Regions from separate parts of the Homo sapiens genome. Here region 2 is linked to region 1. A link is an interaction called in ENCODE POLR2A ChIA-PET data of the cell type or tissue named here. Cell type or tissue: GM12878. All regions are shown on one strand. Links, peaks and the distances in the headings refer to the core of each region. The heading gives the core; the rest is flanking DNA.

The links. ChIA-PET counts read pairs that join two places held together with the same protein. Peaks named below come from ENCODE experiments on the same cell type or tissue, not always from the same donor. Only the 100,000 strongest peaks of a DNase experiment are listed, where the experiment ranks them.
Region 2: POLR2A ChIA-PET joins it to region 1 with 5 read pairs; 1 of 35 experiments calls an interaction of 5 or more read pairs at or near these places.

What each region holds. Positions count from the first base shown.
Region 1 is chr15:51,724,765-51,727,687 of GRCh38, reverse strand. LYSMD2 (LysM domain containing 2) reads left to right here. Exons shown (of 3, transcript NM_153374.3): 2 at 2,567-2,898. Among named protein-coding and RNA genes, the nearest start is that of LYSMD2, 11 kb to the left of the region's middle. RefSeq lists a silencer at 1,216-1,275. In GM12878, for the core only: no CTCF peak of the experiment used is centred there; a DNase peak (open chromatin) is centred at 1,150; H3K27ac peaks cover 716 bases.
Region 2 is chr15:50,551,070-50,553,992 of GRCh38, reverse strand. No RefSeq gene overlaps it. Among named protein-coding and RNA genes, the nearest start is that of USP50, 5.9 kb to the right of the region's middle. RefSeq lists an enhancer at 2,352-2,866. In GM12878, for the core only: no CTCF peak of the experiment used is centred there; a DNase peak (open chromatin) is centred at 1,519.

The sequences.
Region 1 (2,923 bases), core at 185-2,684:
TGGACTCCCTGACTGCACACAGCCTCTGAGTCTGTCACCTTGTCTAGTCCTCTGTAGGCCCCTTGCCTGGCCTTGATGGCCCATTGTGCTCTGTATGATAGATGTATCTGTCAGCATTGCAGCAGAATACAGATAACACTCTCAGAGGATGTGGCCGAAGAGAGTTTAATAAAGGGACATTTACTGAATGTGGGCATAGTTGAGGGAACCAACAAGGGAAGTTGAAGCACCCAGAGACTAGCAATAGCAGGGAGACATTACCCCTAGGCCTGAAGGGCCAAGGGAACACTGGCAAGATCTGGAGCCTTGGATCTGGGACTCCTGATAGGAACTCTCACCAGAGAGGAATGCAGCCACTGGTTATGGTAAGGTCGTTCTGCTGCTGTTTGAAAACCAACTGGAATTCCAAGGACAAGGGGACCTGGGTAATGCCGTTCTTAAAAAGTCAGCCTCCTAGGGTTTAGAATAAGCCCAAGAAGAGTGGAGGAATGGATTGGGAGGGGAGAGTGGGTTTGAAAGGAGAATAAGCAGCACGACAGATAACTTACTACCCATTTCTGATTACTTCATCTTCCATGCCCACTCCTCTGACCTGCGTTAATTCATCCATCCATCCATCCTTCCATCCACCTGTCCATCCATCCTAAGCACTTAGTGTGTATGAGATCTTTGTCAGACCAGGAAGGCTATAGCAATAACCAGTTCTTGCCCTCAAAGAATTAATAGTGTACTCTTGCAGTTCCTAGCTCTGCTCAGCAGTTTGGATCCTGGTCCCATCTGTTTCTGTCTTCCATCATTATTCCCAGGAAGCAATGACTATTAGCAGTCGTAGTCCCCTTCTGATAAGCATTTCAAAGGGCACTGTATCAGCAAGAGCTCTTTCAGCTACAAGTGACAGAAAACCTAACTCAAATTGGCCTAAACAAAAAACAAACTCCAAGTGGAGTTTAGTGGATCTTGGAACTGAGCATGTTCTGTCTTCAGGCTGTGATCCAGAAGTTCAAATGCTCACCTCTAAGGTGACTCCAGTATCAGATTCCACAAGGTGCCAGGATGACTGCCAGCATCTCCAGCCTATCTCCTTCCAGCAGAAAGCAGTAGAGAACTCTCCCCTCGACTACCGTCCTGCAGGAGTCTCTTTGCATGTCTGAATGATTCTGTCATGGGTCTGTGATCTATCACAAAAGCCTGTGATGCTCCCCAGGGCAGGAATGAGTCATATGCTCACTCTGGAGCCAGGGGAGGGCTTAGTGTCATTGGAAGCCTATGCACTAAGAGAGATAGAGCAGCTGGATGCTTGGGGGCAAGATCTAGGGGTCCTAAAGGCGAAATAGCAATAGGTATACCTGAACCTGCTACGGGCAAAGTGTCCAAGTTATTAACCCTTTCAAACCTGAACTAGACCAGAGATACTTGGGGTTTTTAGATTTTAATTTTGTCTCTAAAAGGCACCTGCCCATGTTTATGTTCTCTTTCTCCCCTTAAACTAGAAACGAGAACACAAAAGACCATCCTTTTTAAAAATCTCATTCCTTTAATGGAGTATCTTTAGAAGAAAAAAGAAAGCTTTACATGTACTATTTGCATGGAATCAGCTTATAACAAAGCAGGATGAACAGGGTCCACTTAGTTGACTGTTGTTTTTGCAGGCTTTTTGAAGTAGAAATACAATTTTTTTGTTTTTACTCAGAATTCATTTGGCATTAAAGGCTCCCCATAATGTGATTTCATTAGTTGTGTACTTTAATTCAGATGTTGTACGGACTTCGGAGTCAGACAAAAATCCCATTTTAAACATTTAAAGAGCCATATGTACTTGGTCAAATCTACCATCTCTTTTGTGTTTTGATTTCTTCATCGCAAAGTGGAGAGTAGTAAGTACCATCCACTGCCAGACACTCTAATCACTACTTTCTCTCTCTCTTTCCATATAGATATATATGGGAATATATGTATAGAATGTACATATATTTTTATATATTCTCTCATATATATATATTTCCTTGATGTGAGTGGGTATATAAGCTCTCATTTAATCCTTGCAACAACCCTGTGAAAGGTAGATGGTACCTGTTTTACACATGAGGAGAAAGGATCAATGATATAAGTAACAAGCTCATGTTCATACAGTAACTGTATTTACTAAGTACAGTTCTAGAGACATGGGAAGCACTTCATAAGTAAAACAGCAGCAATGGTAAGTTTAAAAAAAATCAGATAATAGAAATGTTAAAACAAGAATGGAATTTATTAAGTGCTAAAAATTTTACATTTTTAAACTTCAGAGATTTAAGTCCACTGATGTTAAAAGCTGCCTTGTAGTAGAAATAGTATAATGTGGAAAAATTAGTCTGTCCTTTTTAAAAATTGGGAAACAATTCTCCAACATCTCTTGAAATAACTAGAGATATCTGGGGAGGTTACCAAACCTGAATGAAGAGTCTCAAATCCCAAGAAAGCATTGTGTACATTTTGCTTATGAATATTGGTAGTTCTGTATTGTATAATAAATCTTACTCCTTGACTTGGTTATATGTAATTCTGTGTCTCCTTTTTTATATTTTAGATGGAACAGATTAAAAGGGCCAATAAACTGTTTACCAATGATTGTATATTTCTGAAGAAAACTTTGAACATCCCAGTTATATCAGAGAAGCCTTTGTTGTTTAATGGACTTAACTCCATTGATTCTCCAGAAAATGAAACTGCTGATAACAGTTTTTCTCAGGAAGAGGAGCCAGTGGTGGCCGGGGAAGACCTCCCTCCTCCCAGTCCTCAAGAATCTGATGTTCAGCCTGTGCAGCCTGAGGAAGTGTCAGCCAGAGATTTCCTGCAGAGACTTGACTTGCAGATTAAGTTATCAACACAGGCAGCCAAGAAGCTAAAAGAAGAGAGCAGGTAAGAATACCCTGGTACAAATGTC
Region 2 (2,923 bases), core at 249-2,748, 1.2 Mb after region 1:
GCCTGGGCAACATATTGAGACCTCATCTCAACAAAAAAGTTAAAAAAAAAAAAAAATTCAAAATGATGGAAAACGTGGGAAGAGTTGGAAGTACAGAGAATAATCCAAGTTGTCAATAAGTTGTCAGTAGTTTGTAAGCTATATGAGAGTGAATACTAGTATTTTTTTCAGTATTATACCCCTAGCATGATGACTGGCACAAAGTAAATACACGTTTTCTGGATTAATAAATGAGATACCATAGCTTTTTGTGTTTTGGGGGTTTTTGTTTTGTTTTGAGACAGGGTCTCACTCTCGCCCAGGCTGGAGTGCCGTGGTGTGATCTTGGCTCACTGCAATCTCCGCTTCCCAGGCTCAAGCTTGAGCCTCCCAAATAGCTGGGACCACAGGCGCGCACCACCACACCCAGCTGATATTTTTCTATTTTTCTGTAGTGATGGGGTTTCATTTTGTTGCCCAGGCTGGTCTCAAACTCCTGGGCTCAAGCAATATACCCACCTTGGCCTCCCAAAGTGTTGAGATTGCAGGTGTGAGCCACCATGACCGGCCACAATAACTGTTTAATAAAGGTTCTAGAATAAAAACGCTAGAAGGAAGGAAATAACCCACTAAATGCCACGTTTTGTGATTCTGCAAGTAAAGAAAGAAAAAGTTTACAGGGAACAGATTGACATCAAAATTCTCACATGGTAGGCCAGGCGTGGTGGCTCACACCTGTAATTCCAGTACTTTGGGAGGCTGAGGTGGGAGGTTCGCTTAAGCCCAGGAGTTCGAGACCAGCCTGGGCAACATAGTGACACCTTGTCTCTACCAAAAAAAAAATTAGCGAGGCGTGGTGGCACACACCTGTAGTCCCAGCTGCTCTGGAGGCTGAGGTAGGAGGATTGCTTGAGCCTGGGAGGCAGAGTTTGCAGTAAGCCGTGTTTGTGCCGCTGCACTCCACCCTGGGTGACGGAGTGAGACCCTGTCTCAAAAAAAAAAAAAAAAAAAAAAAAAATTCTTATCTCCTGTATCTAAGAGGCAGCAAAACAATGTTGTTAGGGGAAAGAGGGAGAAAGTTGAATCCAGTCAGGTGATGGCGCTCGCAGAAAGTCTACTTCCCATGCTTTTTCTTGGAAAATGTTAAGGATATCTTCAAAGAAAAAGAATCTAAGAAGACACAACGTAAAAAGAGGCACAGAAGTAAACAATGGTGTATGAAATACACAAATTTAAATGCTTACTGACAAATTTTTTTTGTTTTATTTATTTTACTTTTATTTAATTTATTTATTTTTGTTTGTTTGTTATTTTAGAGATGAGGTCTCACTGTGTTACCCAGGCTGGTCTTGAACTGACTTCAAGCAATCCTCAGTGCCTCAGCCTCACAAAGTGCTGGGATTACCAGTGCTAGCCACTGCATCTGGTCACAAATGTTTTTTGAAAAATGTAAACTAGAATGAGATTTTTTAAAATATTGAAAGTGATTCAGGGGAAGATAGTAAAAGCACATTAAAGGTTTCGTTTCTATTTGGGAAAAATTATGGTTATTTTTGACATTGAAAGGTAATTCTAAATACGGGTAACCCTTGCTATCTTCACTTTCACTATGTGAGCTCAGGAACTACATAGATTAACGTACATTTTCACACAGACTCGTGGCATCCAGAGTTTAGAAACCAAATAGGTTGGGATAAAACAGTATTCTTTGCTATTCAAACCTTAGACCCAAATAGATTAAGGTAACAGGTTACTTTTATTTTTTTTTTAATATTTAAAGGAAATAAATAGAATATAGAAACAATACACTTCTTGGCCATTAGAAGGAAATAAAAAAGTTGGAGGGGAAGGAGAGGATTTTTACAAAGTAATCCACTAGGGCCAGGAGTGGTGGCTTACGCCTATAATCCCAGCTACTTGGGAGGCTGAGGCAGTAGGATAATTTGAGCCTGGGAGTTCAGGATGTGCCTAACAACATGGCAAGATGCTGTCTCAAAAACACACACACACTAACAGGAAGACCAGGCCCCAGGTCCCTTTCATCCTCATTCATTCATAATTTAGTCTAAAATCCATTAGGTTTCAGACCAATCATAGGTGTTCATGTTGGGAGGCAACAGTGACCTGGTGGGGGGTGTCAGCAAAGCAGGGTGAGGATAGTGCTTGTGTGTTGTGTAAAGAGGGGAGTGGGGTTGATGTCAGCAGCGACAGGAGATTAGTTATATGCAGAGGGGTTGATCAAATAAGGAAATACATTGAGGACAATGGGAAGTGCCTCTCTGTTGGAGATGGGGTTGTAAATATGTAAAAGGGAGGAAACTAGAATAAATCCTGAAATGTAGGTTTGGAATTGGAATTACTGGCATGAATTCATGGTTCCCAAAATATCAAGATGTATTCAGTATGGTAGTAATACTGAAAAAAAAATGTAGAGAGATATACCTATGGATGTGGATGTATGTATGCATAGAGGACCTGGAAGCAGCAACGCTGTAATAACATGAGTATACCCAGCTCCCAGATCTTGGTTTCTAAATACCATTCTTCACTAAAAGGAACCAGGGCTCGGAGAAACACCTGACTTCAGGATTGGGGCAGGAATGGTACTCTAGAAGATCTTGCTGTGCCAAACAAAGGAAGTGCTCAAAGAACAATAAGGACATGTCAAATGGATACAGAAGACATCTTGAAGGGCTTCCTGCAGGCTAATCTTGAGACCATTTGAACATCTAAAATAAATCATGGCCAGGTGCGGTGGCTCACACCTATAATCCCAGCACTTTAAGAGGGCAAAGTGGTTGAGCTTGAGACCAAGAGCTCAAGACCAGCCGGGGCAACATAGTGAAACCCCCGTCTCTACAACAAAATTTAAAAATAGCTGGGCTTCGTGGCATGTGATGTAGTCCCAACTACTCAGGAGGCTGAGGCAGAAGGATTGCTTGAT